Linked DNA regions of Homo sapiens: regions 1 and 2 are each linked to region 3. The links are chromatin loops, found by intact Hi-C in ENCODE. Cell type or tissue: GM12878. All regions are shown on one strand.

Region 1 (5,000 bases), 62 kb after region 3:
TTGTGATTGGTAAAACAAACACACCAACAAAAAGCAACTCAGATACATGTCAAACTATGAATGAAATTGGTCCAGGAGAATGGGGTAGAGGTGGGGAAGAAAGCAGAAGATACCTTCTCTTTTTTTAAATAAGCATCTGTAAGTGTTTGATATGATCGGGAGTTTTAAAAATAAATTAAAAAGCTTTGAAAGAGATAAATACAGCCAAAAAACAAGGGGTGAAAAAGTTTTGCACTAAACTGTACTCACAGAGCACAAGAGCGGCAGCCTTTGGCACCACCTGGGAGACACAGATGGCTTCCCAGTGCAGGTAATGGCCTGGGGGCATGAGTAGGGTCTGCCTGGGCAGGCAATGGGGGTGGCTCTATTCTTAAATTAACCAACTGGCTTCCTCTTTCCCCTTCTGTTCCTCCTTCCCTTCTTCTCACCACCCCTTCTTTTACATTTTTTTTATTTTTAATTTTTGTGAGTATATGGTAGGTATATATATTTATGGGGTACATGAGATTTTTTTTTTTAATTTTTTTGAGATGGCGTCTCACTCTGTCACCCAGGCTGGAGCACGGTGGTGCAATCTTGGCTCACTGCAACCTCAGCCTCACAGGTTCAAGCGATTCTCATGCCTCAGCCTCCTGAGTAGCTGGGATTACAGGTGTGTGCCACCATGCCTGGCTAATTTTTGTATTTTTAGTAGAGATGGGGTTTCACCATGTTAGCCAGGCTGGTCTCAAACTTCTGACCTCAAGTGATCCGCCTGCCTCGTCCTCACAAAGTGCTGGGATTACAGGCATGAGCCACCGCACCCAGCCAAGATGTTTTGATACAGGCATGCAATGCATAATAATCACATCATTCACCACCCCTTATTTCTCCTTTTTCCTTCAGTAAGGATTTACTGAGTGCTAACTATGTGCCAGGCACAGTTCTGGGCATTAAGGACATAGCAGTGAACATATTATAATAGAGACAGGCAATCAACAAATACATAGGTGACATATATAGTATGTTAGGTAGTGACCAGGGGGACCACATCTGAAAGCATAAATAGACCAGCATATATACACTCCCCTACTCTGGGTAGTAAACATCTCACATAAAAGAGACAGCATCATTTTATCTGCCAAGTTTCACTTACTCAGTAAGAATTCCATCTGCTGTGTCTCTTCCTTCGGGTGTCTCCCAGGACACCCGGACTGTCAGTTTGTTGGGTTCTGCAATGCGTTCCTTCACACTTGGGCACTTGATTCTAGGAGGTTCCATATCTGAAAATATAACCAAAACATTCTCATCATCATCAAGAAATATCTAGTCAAACTGGGGTTCAACACCCACAGTTTAAAATACCAAAGCCTCTGGGTATTCTCCATTTTCAAAGAGTTTGTTCACCCTATATATTCCCCTTTTCTCCCTTCATAATGCTTTTACTCTCCTGCTAAGTTTTGAAGATTGTTTAAATACTCACATTTGCAGGGCTAAACCTGCAATCAACTGGCCTTGCAAGGTGTCCTGTGGGTAATTCATTAGTTACAGCCTTTCCTCCCCATGCTTCCAAACTCTGCCTACCGAAGGCCACATGGCAGTTACCCAGCTGAAACTAGAAGTCATTTGGCTTTAGTGAGTACTTCCTGCTTTGAACACAGCATCATGGAATATTACAGAAAGGCATTCTAGCTATCATCTAGTCAGATTCAATTCAAGGCAACAAATTTTTCATGAGTACCAATCTTATCCAAGGCTTCATTCCAACTGCTGGGGTTGGGGGTGCACAAAGGCAAGAGAATCATGTGCTCCTGACATTTCAGAGAATTTGCCATGTATTGGAGGGATTACATTATCACACATGAAATATAACATGAGGTAGAAAATGGCAATTGCCCCAGGCAAGGTAAAAGTGAATGCTATGGAGGTGTAGAGGAGCCGCCCAACTCTCTCATTTTACAGATGTGCAAACTGAGGCTCAAAGAACTTAAATGATTTATTTAAGACCACACATGTAGATAATGGCACTGTGAATTACAATCTAAGTCGGAGCACTTGCCACTGGAACAAGCTCTCTCTCTTCCTGCTATCTATTATCAACATATTGCTTAATATCTTAAAATAGGCAATGGTCTGTCTGGGTCCACTCTCCCCTTGAACTGCTACTGAACTACACTTATGGTTTTATGTTCTGGGACAGCAGTTTTACTGTGGCTCTGGACCTCCAAAAGCCTCCCAAATTTCTTCAAGTAGTTTCTCTACCTGGTAATAGGAGTTCTGCCTCGATAGTGATAACAAGGATGGGTGGTTAATGAGGGCTCAAAGTAAATGAGATGTCAACTCTACACTGGGTTGTATTTCATCTTATAGCTGAAGTGAAATCACAAGAGGAAGTTCACATTTCTGCAAATTCTACTTAATATTTCTGAACAGGTAGAGAATGTATTTAAAGAAGGCATAGCAAATTAAGGACATTCAGCTTCATGTTACTTTACATATCAACTGATAAGTATTAAGTGCTATTACTGCCTTAATGAAAGTTAAATGTCCTTTTGATTCTGAATGACAGATGTCTTTGAGAGACTAAATGCACCAAGTAAAATTCTTTATATACTTTCTCCTGTGTCTTGTCTAATAATTTCTCATTTTATTCAGGGTAAGAAGTTACGAATAACTTATTAAACAATTTTGCCTTCAGCTATCCAAATTCATTTTCATTCTATGTCGTGCTTCAGTGGAGTGTGAACTTAACAGCCTTAATGCACCAATCCTAAATTGAATAACCACCATATTTTGTTGAATCTAAGTCACTCCTAATTGTGAAATGCATCCCTATTTCAGGGATATTAAAAGGTAGAAATAATACGCTTCTCAGAATTGATAAAATAAAGTATACAAATACTATGATGAAATGGAAGATGCTTTAAATGCATTCAAGATGTCTATACTCAGCTGTTACGTTTTTAAAAACATTTAATTTTTTACTATGATAGGTGATAGAAGACAAACTTTTATAATTCAGATGAACATTTCACAGAAAGACAAGTATATAATGACTGCCCCCTGCTGGTCAAATATAGCTGGCAATTACATTATAGAAAGTATATTTATTAGCATACAGATTTCAATGTAAAATTACATTGTGTTACCATATTTTCTTGGTGCAGCATGGTCAGAGTGAAAAGCAACTTAGTCTCTGTCAGGTAAACTAAATGTCTGGATGATACATTGTTGTTTGTTTTCTGTATCAAGATGTACTAACAGTGTAAGCACACAGGCTCCAAGATAGGTTATCTGGGTGAAGAGTCTCAGAGTTTCCCAAAGCCAGCTTATCTCTAGCTAACAATGATCAGCTGAACTGGCCTAGCTTTTCAGAAACAGTGCTCTTCCAAAGAAGAAACAAGAAGAAATAAATCATTACAAATAATAACTAATATTGGAGGACTCCTTCCTACATGCCCACCCCATGCTAAGTACCCTCCCTATATTATTTTACTGAATTTGCACAACCACCCATTAGACTAAGCAGTGTTATTAGCATCCTCATTTATAGACTGGGAAGAAGCATTTCCTCTCTTTTGGAATTTCTTTGTGGTCTGGGATTTTTAAATGCCATTACATATTTTAAAGCTATTTTAATAAACCAAACCCTTTTGTGTATCTGCCTGCTGCTGACCTAGTGTTTTCCGCCAACCTTTGCACACATACTGTTTTGTGATGGTCTGTCATAGCTTCCCCATGAACCCTTGAAGAGCCTCTGCAGGACTTGATCCTGACACATCCTCAAGCAGCTGCCTTCTCTCTCGGCTGGTGAGACAAGCTGGTCTGCCCTTCAGCTGATGCTCCAGAGACCTAAGCCTGTTATTACCCAGACTTGGCCCCGATAGCATTTTATAAGTTATACATTTCCATGAATGAAAGGAACAAAGTTACTATAGAAACATAATTACTATCCCCTGTTGAATTAGGATGCCTGCAATTATATAAAAATCTTGAAACCTTCAGTGAAAATTCTGGCCTTTGCTCTCTGCCACATTCATTGGAGACATCTGACAAACTGTCTCCCTTCTCTGTGCTCTAGTTATCTCTGTGCATATAAAATATGAGATACAAATATATTGCATTGTATCAACTACTATTTATCTAAGAAGCTGAACTTTTTTTTCGAGACAGGCTCTCACTCTGTCACCCAGGCTGGAGTGCAGTGGCACAATATCGGCTCACTGCAGCCTTGACTTCCCAGACTCATGTGATCCTCCCACCTCAGCCTCCCAAGTAGCTGGGACTACAGGCATGCACCACCATGCCTAGCTGATTTTATTTATTCATTTATTTATTTATTTTTGTAGAGACAGGATTTTGCCATGTTGCCCAGGCTGGTCTCGAACTCCTGGGCTCAAGAAATCTGCCTGTCTTAGCCTCCCAAAGTGCTGGGATTACAGGTGTGAGCCACCAGCACCCAGCTGAAGCTGAACTATTTACTTGGAAATCCTTGACACATCTAACCCGGTAGGTAGTGGAAATAAGGAAGAAGCTCAAAAGGACAAAGTCTTGCCCAACAGATAACAATAAAATGCAAGGGAAGTGACCCTGTGCCAGTTCCAGACCTAGGCCCTCAAAGAATCTGGTGCCTTCTGCTTTCACTATGTTAAAAGCCAGCTGCCATCTAAAGAAGTCCAATTGACTGGAGAGGCCATGTAATCAGGATGAGAAATTATAAATGAGAGAGAGAGAGAGAAAGAGACTCAGCCAGACCCCAGTCAGTACAACTTTTCCCAACTGAGGTACCAGACCTGTGAGTGAAGCCATCTTGAATCCTCCAGCTCCACTTGGTCACCTCAACCATTACCACATACAGCAGAGATGAGCTGTCCCCACAGAGCTCTGCCCAACTTTCCAACCCATAGAATCTTTGAGCAATAACATAGTTGTTTGGAGCCACTAAGTTTTGTGTGGTCTATTGTGCAGCAACAGATCACTGATGCAAATATAAAATAGTTTGAGTTTGGTGATAGAGAAAG
Region 2 (5,000 bases), 180 kb before region 3:
TGCTGGAACTTATTTTTTTTTATCTAAATGTCTGTTTGTATCCCTTAAGCAATCTCTCATTCCCCCTCCCCCTACCCTTCCCAGCCTCTGATACCACCATTCTACCTTTTATCTCCATGAGATTCACTTTTATAGTTCCCATATATGTGTGAAAATATGTGCTGTTTGTCTTCTGGCTTATTTCACTTAACGTGATGACTTTCAGTTCCATTCATGTTGATGTAAATGACAGAATTTCATTTAAATTTTTAATCTTTTCTAATCTTTTTATGGCCAAATAGTATTCTATTGTGTATATATACCACATTTTCTTTATTCATTTATCCATTGATGGACACTTGGGTTGATTCCATAACTTGGCCATTGTGGATAGTGCTGCAATAAACATGGGAGTGCAGATGTCGTTTTGATATACAGATTTCCTTTATTTTGGAAATATTACCAACACTGGGATTGCTGGAGCATATGATAGTTCTATTTTTATTGTTTGGAGGAAGCTGTTTACTGTTTTCTGTAGCAGCTCTGCTAGTTTCCATTCCCACCAACAGTGTATGGTGTTCCCTTTTTCTCTGCCAGCATTTTAAAATTACTCTTTTTAATAATAGCCATTCTAACTGGGATGAGATTGTATCTCATTTTGGTTTTGGTTTTAATTTTTTTATTTCCATAGGTTTTTGGGGAACAGGTGGTATTTGGTTACATGAGTAGGTTCTTTAGTGGTGATTTTTGAGGTTTTGGTTCACCCATCAGCCAAGCAGTATGCACTGAACCCAATGTGTAGTCTTTTATCCCTCACCCCCCTCTTCCCTTTCCCTCAAGTCCCCAAAGTCAATTATATCATTCTTATGCCTTTGCGTCCTCATAACTTAGCTCCTACTTATGAGTGAGAACATATGATATTTGGTTTTCCATTCCTGAATTACTTCACTTAGAATAATAGTCTCCAGTTTCATCGAGTTTTCTGTGAATGCCATTAATTATTTCCTTTTTATGGCTGAGTAGTATTCCATCATATATATATGTACCACAATTTCTTTATCCACTCGTTGATTGATGGGCATTTGGGCTGGTTCCATATTTTTGCAATTGTGAATTGTGATGCTATAAACATACCTGTGCATGTATCTTTTTCGTATAATGACTTATTTTCCTCTGGGTAGATACCCAGTAGTGGATCAAATGGTAGCTGGATCAAATGGTAGTTTTACTTTTAGTGCTTAGAGGAATCTCCATACTGTTTTGGTTTTGATTTGCACTTCCCTGACGATTAGTGATGTTGAGCATTTTTCATATACCTGTTTGCTATTTGTATATCTACTTTTGAGAAACGTCTTTTCAGATCATTTGCCCATTTTACAATACGATTGTTTTTTGATATTGAGTTGTTTAAGTTCCTTATGTATTCTAGTTATTATTTACTTTTTTTTTTTACTGGCTGACCCCCCTCCCCAATAGAACATGTTTCACAAGAGCAGGGGCTTTGTCATTACACTGCTGTGTTCCTGGAGCCTAGAATAGTGTTTAAAATATAGTCAGTGTGCTCAATAAATATTTTTTAAATGAATGATTGCAGGAATTAAGTAAAATTTTAATCAAATAAAATTTAGGATTTTTCTATTGGTTTTAGTAATAAATAGAAAACTTTTGACAAGTGAAGTGGTAGTCACTGCTATATTGGATACTGAGGCTTTACAACTGCATCATGTCTGTTAGTAATGGTCATCTCTTAGCTATTTTTTAAAAAATTTTCATGTGGGCTACCAGTCTCCAGAATCTCTTTCTCTCCATGAACTTTATCATTCTCTCTCAACCGTGATAATTTATTTCTGTCAGGGGTATCCATGATTTCATATTTTAAATTTCTAATCTTCGTTTCTTTTTTCTCTCTGACTCAGTAGTTTGTGTGTGATAGTTGCTCTGTCATATTTTCACCAGTAGGTGCCAGTATTTGATATAACTTATAGAGACAGATCTACCACTTATGGAGGATTGCCTTTCCAGGAAATGTTCTCTCTCTTGTAGATAATTCAGAAAGAGCAAACCATTCTCTCTGCTTGCAGTAAGCCTGTATTGAATCTTCTTTACCTACAAAAAGATGGCATGATTGGGGGGTGAACAAAAGGCTCTGATAGCATTTTTTCACATAAATAAATGCAAATCCATATGGAATCCTTCTGACGGATATGTCTACATACTGGAAAACTTTAAAAGATGTATTTCAATCAACCTAAAAGTTAATTATGCCATTCCATTCCTCAAATATTCAAGAAAGTCTTCCATGCATTTGGGCTACACAGCAGCAAATCCATAATCATGGTTCCCAGCTTGCATATTAGTTTTAGTGTTTTGTTTAAGGCTCTCTGGTTGGGGGAAGAGTTTAATGTAAGATTACCTTAAACCAAATCAAGATACTTTCGAGAACAAAGGGATTCTTATGAGAGACTAAAGCAGGTAAACAAAGGCAGCTCCGACTGATAAAATACTTGTTTGAAGGTGTGTGGAGGAGATGGTGGTATGCAACTTTTAAAAACTGGCAGGGCTAGGTGTGGTGGCTCACTCCTGTAATCCCAGAACTTTGGGAGGTCGAGGCGGGCGGATCACAAGGTCAGGAGATCAAGACCATCCTGGCCAACATAGTGAAGCCTCGTCTCTACTGAAAATACAAAAAAAAATTAGCTGGGTGTGGTGGTGCGCACCTGTAGTCCCAGCTACTCGGGAGGCTGGCAGGAGAATTGCTTTAACCCAGGAGGTGGAGGTTGCAGTGAGCCAAGATTGTACCATTGCACTCCAGCCTGGGTGACAGAACAAGACTCTGTCTCAAAAACAAAACAAAACAAAACAAACAAAAAAACTGACAGAATTCACAGATACTCCTTCTGTCTTATCGTGTACTTGCCCTGGATTCTACTCTATAGCATCAGTCAAGCCACCATAACTTTTCTTGGAAGTGAAAAAATGGCCTGAAAATATGGCTAATCCCCAAGATAACTTTAAAATACTTTCAGAAGTAGTTTCAAAGAAAACACAATGGAAATGGTGAGGTTATACAGGTCTGGCTCAAACCTTGTGTGAGTTGATATGGAAAAGAAAATTTGATTTTATTACTTAAATATTTTACATGAATTGCAAAGAGGAAGTGAAGGCATTACATATATACCTGTCCAGAATCATTCCCTGATTTCATGACATTTCCACATTTGTATCTACTTGTTCACTGCCCATGCATGGGGGCTGTATCAAGTTTTGGGGGTCCTGCACCTTATACTATTTAAGTGGTTGCCATTAAGAAAATGGTTACAAAATAAATATCTCACACATTCAACCTAACTAGTCCCCCTTTCCAGAGAAGGAGCTTTCTCATCCATTCACTGCAGTCCCTTACCTAATACATACCCTCACACCGGGGGTCAGCAAGCTACTGCTTTGTGAGCCAAGCCTGGATCACCACGTTTTTGTATTAGAACATAGCCACATCCATTCAGTTACAGATTGTCTATGGGTACCTTTGTCTTACACTTACCAAGTTGAGTAACTGCCACAGAGACCACAAAGCCCTGCAAAGCCTAAAATATTTACTCTCTGGCCAACTACACAAACTGTTTACCAACTCCTGCCTTACACAGTAGCTGTGGGTTCTAGCCCCACTTCTCTCTGGATCTACCCAAGAGAATCTAAAACAACCATTCACCACATCATAGGATTGTATAAGACATCAGGTTAATCAACTGGACAAACCCTCGTGCCTTTTGATTTTGTCTTCTAAGAAGTCCAAAATCAAATTTAGTCCTTATTATAATAACTCATCCCTGATTACTGGCACAATTATTTTTCCATTTCTCATTAAATTTTATTTTTTCTTTATCTTAGTCCAGTGGTAGTGACTTTTTGGTAAGCCATCTTATTTCTTATCCGGAAGGTGGAATTTAAGTGGTAAGCTAACATGGTAAATTATTATCAGTCTGCCTAATTAGTCATATGTGCTTTAGAATATTTAAAGCAGGACTAAAAGTTGCTATTTTTAAAAAGCTACCTTGGAGTTTGTGCTTGTAACTCCCAAGGTGAAGACAGAATTTATCACTGGGATACCTGAGCTTTTGTGTACACAAGAAAAATAATATTTTAATGCATCTCTTAGTTATGCAGAGGCAAAGCCCAGATCTTACAATGCATAAAAATGTAAAATGTTGTTTTCTTTGGAGTAAGACTGCATCTCTGGAGGATTATTGTGCTATTAATGGGCTTTTCACCTGTTTTTTCTTCCTTAAAGGGAGTGTGTTGTAGGCCCAAGAGTTTGAGAGAGAGCACAAGACAGAGGTCACTAATCTGAGGAGATAAGGGCTTTTCTTCTCAGCAACAGGATGGCATGCTGAGTGGCTAAAGAGGAAGGGGGTCAATATGAGACCTCTGGGAATGAATAAGACCTGTGGGCTCTAGAAAACTCAGAACAGGTTTTAAATCTTTCCAGATTAGTGTTTAAATTACCCTCTGTTTACCACAAAGCTTCAATAAAGTTTTTAAAATAATAGCCTACTGTTTATTTTGCTTTGGTAAAAGATGGGCAAGGCTGTATTATGCTTTGCATCAACTATTGTTGAGATAAGTAGAAGTGAAGAAGGTACCATGCAGAGGAAAACAAAAGGGAGGGGCAGTTACAAAATGGATAGGGGTGGTCTGAGGAGGATTGAAGAGGTGATCCTAGCCTGATCTGAGACAAATGGCCACCTTTGGGAAACCTCAGAAGCATTTGAGGAAATTATTTCCTTTTGCTAAATCAAAAGAGAGATCTCAGAAAGCTGGAATGCCAGAGTTGCTTATGTAAAGCACTTTGACAAATATGTTATTAGATGACTTTAGGGTTATGAATGAGAGACGTGAAAACTATAACTGATTTGGTTTTCATCCTTCTAAAAAGAAAAAAATATAATAAGAATTCAGAATTCAGTCAGGCTGCACAGAGGTTAACTGAAGGAAGTTAGCTGAAAATTAATTGGAATTCGGGG
Region 3 (5,000 bases):
TATACTCAGATTTGTGTATGTTTTTATATGATTTTTCACATAAACAAGGAGAAAGACATGGAATGTAACATGTGCAGCAGGATGCTAAATATTAATTTCACCTGGTGTGAAAGGAGGGGAAGGAGGAGAGGAGAAGCAAAAAAGAAAAGTGCCCATAATAAAAAGCAGTATGCATGATACAATCTATCTATGTGTATATATGTATGTGTGTGTGTGTATATATGTATGTGTGTGTGTATATATATATGTGATGATATAATCAAAAATATTGAAATTTGATCATTAATATGTTAATGAGAGACCTAAGTTTTTAGTTTCCATTTATCTATATTGCTTGAAATAATTTTACTAGGAAAATACATCACTTAAATAACTAGGCAAAAAAAAAAAAAGCCATTTTATCATGAAGGAGAAAAAGAAATGGGAAAGGAAAAGTAGAATCTGGGATTGGAGATGAGAGTCCAGTATCTAGTTCATCCTAGTGGAGAGATTTTTGAGATATGCTTTACCATCTTGGCAGTGTGTGTGTGTGTGTTTGCACACACACACAAATTTTTTTTAATTTTAAAGTAACGTAAGTACATTGCCCAACATGAATCACCTTAGAGGTAGGAATTGAACCCAGGTCTGTATGATTCCAAATTTCATGTTCTTTCAATAAAGTAAGCACCATTAGAAAGGAGACCTCACTCTCCACCCCCTATCCCTGCCCACTTCTCCGATGGTATAATTCAGATTGACCGGAGAGGAAAAGAGAAAAACCTAGGAATGGAGTGATTTCTAGAAATTTTTTATCTGATTCTCAAATATTTATGAAAGAAAGTGGTTTCTCAAGTGAAAAAACATTCTAGAAAAACAAATCAACCAACCCACTGATTTTTCCCTTTCTTTTTTAGGACTCCTTGGAAGAGACTGAAGAAAGCATTGATGCCTTAGTGTCCTCGCAGTTATCTACAAACACTCACCGTCTGGCAAGTGGCCTATCAACTGTAAGCAGTTCACTAGGACATGTGGAAAGTTTCTTTTCCCTCTTTTTGATTTTCTGTGCATTTCCAAAGGAGATATGAATGTTCTTAGGAAAATGTGTGATAATGAGTTAAAAGTCATTGTAAGATCCTGCTTGCCCTTTGCCCACAGAGTACATTTCAGTCTAATTTGGTGTGGGTTTTTTCTCAGGCTCCTGATTTCTTCCTTCTTCCACAGTCCTCACCCAGGTTTTAAAATCTCCTCACTCCCTAGTTCAGGCTCAGTCAGCTCAAGCCTATAAATTATTTTTCAATTATCTGCTGACACATTTCCCTGACACCATTCTCTAAACTTCCCAGCTGTCCTCCAGACTGCTGCCAGTCATTTATCCTAAAACACATGCCCAATCAGGTCTGTCTTCTACTCAAAACCCATCCATAGCTTCCCACTGCCTACAAAATAAAGTCCTTTCTTACTTTAGTGTTCAAGGCCTTTTTTGAGAGGAAGGCCCTGTGTCCTTGTATCTAACTGTGTGTAAGTCTTTTTCTTGGCTTCTCTGATTTCTGTTGCTCTGATGCTTTTTTTCTTTTGATCTTTGGATGACTTCTCTAAAGAGTTCTCAAGCAGGTTCTGACAGGAAGTGGACCTACCTAAATGTGCCTGATGCTGACTCAGACACTGTGAGTTTTCAACCTTTCCTTTTTGTTCTTTCCAACCATACTTCACAAATTTCATGGTCTGGGAACTATGATTAAGCAATTTGTCCCACATTTATCTTTTTCCGACTTATATACAATTAACCAGAGGTTATCTTCTAAAAGATTGATGAGATGATCAGAAACCAAGTATTCCAATTCATTAAACATTGGAATCTGAACACCACTCAAAAGACACATGCTCTAAAATGATTAACTATCAACAAAACCTTTGAAGTAAACAACTATTTTAAATCACAGCCTTAGCTTGGTTAAGAGCATATAGTTTAGTTAGTAGTAAAATTGCCATAGGTGTCTTAGTTTCTCACAAGCCTCCGTATTTGTGGGTTCCTAAATTTCCTTCTATCCGTAGGGGCCCTCTGCTTACAGAGGATTTTCTTTGAAAATGTGGCTACAGAGATCTAGTATAGACACAAATCAGTGATATAAGGAGGTAATCAGGTATGGTGGGGTAGTCCTCAGACTAGAAACTTGGAGATCTTGCTTTATTTCTTGGCCATACCAACAATTTTTGTGAGCCAGAATTTTCTCATTTGTAACATGAGTAGGTTGGGGTTTATTCTTGAAACCTTTGATACTCAAAGCATTCTCTATGGACCAGCAACATTGCATCTCTCGGAACAGATACCCCAAAACTTTCTCAGTTCAAAAAGCCCCTAATGTCTCAGTAATTCTTTCCTGGCACTCCTACACTAAAAGTAGCACCTGACTAGTCCATTCATTAAGTAGTTAGAACCAAATAATGTAATAAGCAGTGTATCCTAACAACTTACTAGCCATTTGTAAAAAAATGCTACAAGTGAAAGAAATTGAAAGAAAAATAGTATTTTTATTTCATCCTTAAATAGCACCTATTACTTACCACTAATAGGATATGTGTGCCTATTGAGCACTACACAGTTACCAAATCTTGGAATCTGATTGGACATCACTACTTTCATTTCCCATTTCACATTGATTTTTATGCAATACTTGCTTTTTGTTGCAGCAACTGCCAAAAACTCAGCTTCAGACAAATAGGAGTTCATTGAAAAGAATAAAGTGTGGTTTAAAGTTGACACTGTGAATTACTAGTTAGTGGCTTACATGGTGTCTGATAGGTGTTGTTGTGTTTCCCTTGAGAATTTAAAATATTTCTGTGATTCCCCTGTGAGTTTGCTGTGGTGCTCTGTGGTACCTCGATACACAGTTTCGGAACTGCAGGCCTAGGAGTTTGTTAGAACAGCCAAATCTCAGACCTCACCCCAGACTGAGGAGATAAGCGTTTTCAGTTTAAAAAGGTATCTGGGTGCTGCTCAAAGCCACCTGCTAAACATGAAAATTCTGTTGCTTTGTTTTAGGAATAAGAAAGACAGATTAGGTCACTCACTGGCTTTCTTTAAGCTGTAATTTCCAAATAATTATGGAATTATTGGTCTGCTCTTGCCCGTGAAGAAGCTTAGAAGACATGTGACCACATCACCCACATCCTGTTCTTTGGTCAGTCTCTACTTCCAGAAATTGGTGGAACATAATGGCTTTTACCAAAAGCAAATTATGAAAAAGAAGACAGTCTAAGGTCCCTGTGTATTTACCATAGTCTTGACTTCCCAGTGGTTCACAGAAAAGTGGTTTTGAAACTATTGGGTCATCCACGAAAGACCTCCAGGTGGTCTTTTGTGACAGTTACTGAGATACATAGTTTTCATTTCTAGTGCCAAAGGATAATTTTATTACATTTACAGTAGTCACCTTTATCCACAGAGGATACATTCCACCTACCCCAGTGGATGCCTAAAACCTCGCGTAGTACCAAACCCTAGCCAAGAAACACCAAGGTCACATTTTCACTTAAAGAAAGCACTTTTGGCTTCTCTTTGACATATGTAAATTACTACCATCATTACTCTTACACTGTGGAGTCATTATTAAGTAAAATAAGAATGAGTTGAACACAAGCTCTGTGATAGCAGGACAGTCAATCTGATAACTGAGACAGCTAAGTGACTAATGGGCAAGTAGCATCTGCAGTGTGGCTCCTACAGTGTGTCCAACTGGACAAAGGGAGGCTTCACATCCAGGGTGGGATGGAGCAGTATGATGTGAGAGTTCATCATGCTACTTGTGAACCCCAAAACTCTGAGGCATGTCTCAGTTAATTTAGAAAGTTTATTTTGCCACGGTTGAGGACCGGCACCCCTGACACAGCCTCAGGAAGTCCTGCCAACGTGTGCCCAAGGTGCTCAGAGCGCAGTTTTGTTTTATACATTTTAGGGAGACATAAGACATCAATCAACATATGTAAGATGAACACTGGTTGGGTCTGGAAAGGCGTGACAACACGAAGTGGGGAGGGAGCTTCCAGGTCATAGGTAGATAAGAGACAAATGGTTGCATTCTTTTGAGTTTCTGAGTAGCCTCTCCAAAGGAGGCAGTTAGATATGCACTTATCTCAGTGAGCAGGGGGATGACTTTGAGTAGTATGGGAGGCAGGTTTGCTCTAAGAAGTTCCCAGCTTGACTTTTTCCTTTAGCTTTCTGATTTTGGGTGCCCAAGATATTTTCCTTTCACATACTCAAAACAGCATACAATTTAAAACTTATGAATTTTTTGTTTCTGGAGTTTTCCATTTAATATTTTTGAACCGCAGTTGACCATGGGTAGCTGAAACTACAGAAAGTGAAACTGTGGATAAGGGGGACTACTATAAATTAAAAGCTGTCTCATGTCATTAGTGTCTTGTCAAAAGCCTCATTCATTCTGGTAGATTTGGACTTTTTTAAAATTTATTTTCCTGATTGGTTGGTGTGTGATTTTATTGTGTAGTAGTTTATTTTGTGGGCTGCTACTTTATACAGATTTACAAAGCCATGGTCATATACTACTCATGTAGCCACACAGCTAGCTACTCAGTTGAGGGAAATCATGGAAGCTGTGGGTATGTGATGTTCTTCTGATATGTCCTTGTTAAAGCTGTAGTTATGGCTCCCCGGAGACTGATGGGATGCTCCATGTAGGTGTCAAAGAAAGCAGTATGTGGCTCCTGCTAGCACAGAATATGAGATAAGCTACCCTTTGTCCCAATCAATGTATTCTACACCTTATAGTAGATTGAACTTGAGTCTAACAGTGAAAATGGAGAAAGCTGCAGAGATAGACGAGAAGTGAGATTTGAAATGCCTCAATTACCCTGTATTCATTAGTAGAAGTGAGTAAGCAAAGGGTATTCTCTAACCCAAGAAGGAAATGCTTCCCCTCTAAGCAAATTTTCTGCCTTTTTTCCTGATGGTACTAGATCTGCTGTCTTTTCTCCAGCTGGGATTTTATACAACACCAGCC

The links. Peaks named below come from ENCODE experiments on the same cell type or tissue, not always from the same donor. Only the 100,000 strongest peaks of a DNase experiment are listed, where the experiment ranks them.
Region 1: it touches region 3 in a loop (3-fold over the local background); 1 of 110 quality-filtered maps calls a loop at or near these places.
Region 2: a loop joins it to region 3, with 5 times the contacts of the local background. A loop is called at or near these places in 1 of 110 quality-filtered maps.

Annotation. Positions count from the first base shown.
Region 1 is chrX:38,163,634-38,168,633 of GRCh38, forward strand. SRPX (sushi repeat containing protein X-linked) reads right to left here. Exons shown (of 10, transcript NM_006307.5): 5 at 1,136-1,262. Among named protein-coding and RNA genes, the nearest start is that of SRPX, 55 kb to the right of the region's middle. In GM12878, a CTCF peak has its summit at 3,046 (motif pointing left); no DNase peak of the experiment used is centred here.
Region 2 is chrX:37,924,957-37,929,956 of GRCh38, forward strand. It overlaps a transcript of SYTL5 not described here. Among named protein-coding and RNA genes, the nearest start is that of H2AP, 63 kb to the right of the region's middle. In GM12878, a CTCF peak has its summit at 1,928 (motif pointing right); a DNase peak (open chromatin) is centred at 1,965.
Region 3 is chrX:38,101,446-38,106,445 of GRCh38, forward strand. It overlaps SYTL5 (synaptotagmin like 5), which reads left to right. Exons shown (of 17, transcript NM_138780.3): 10 at 897-989. Among named protein-coding and RNA genes, the nearest start is that of MIR548AJ2, 80 kb to the left of the region's middle. RefSeq lists a silencer at 2,738-2,907 and an enhancer at 3,018-3,087. In GM12878, no CTCF peak of the experiment used is centred here; DNase peaks (open chromatin) are centred at 2,226 and 2,836; H3K27ac peaks cover 2,199 bases.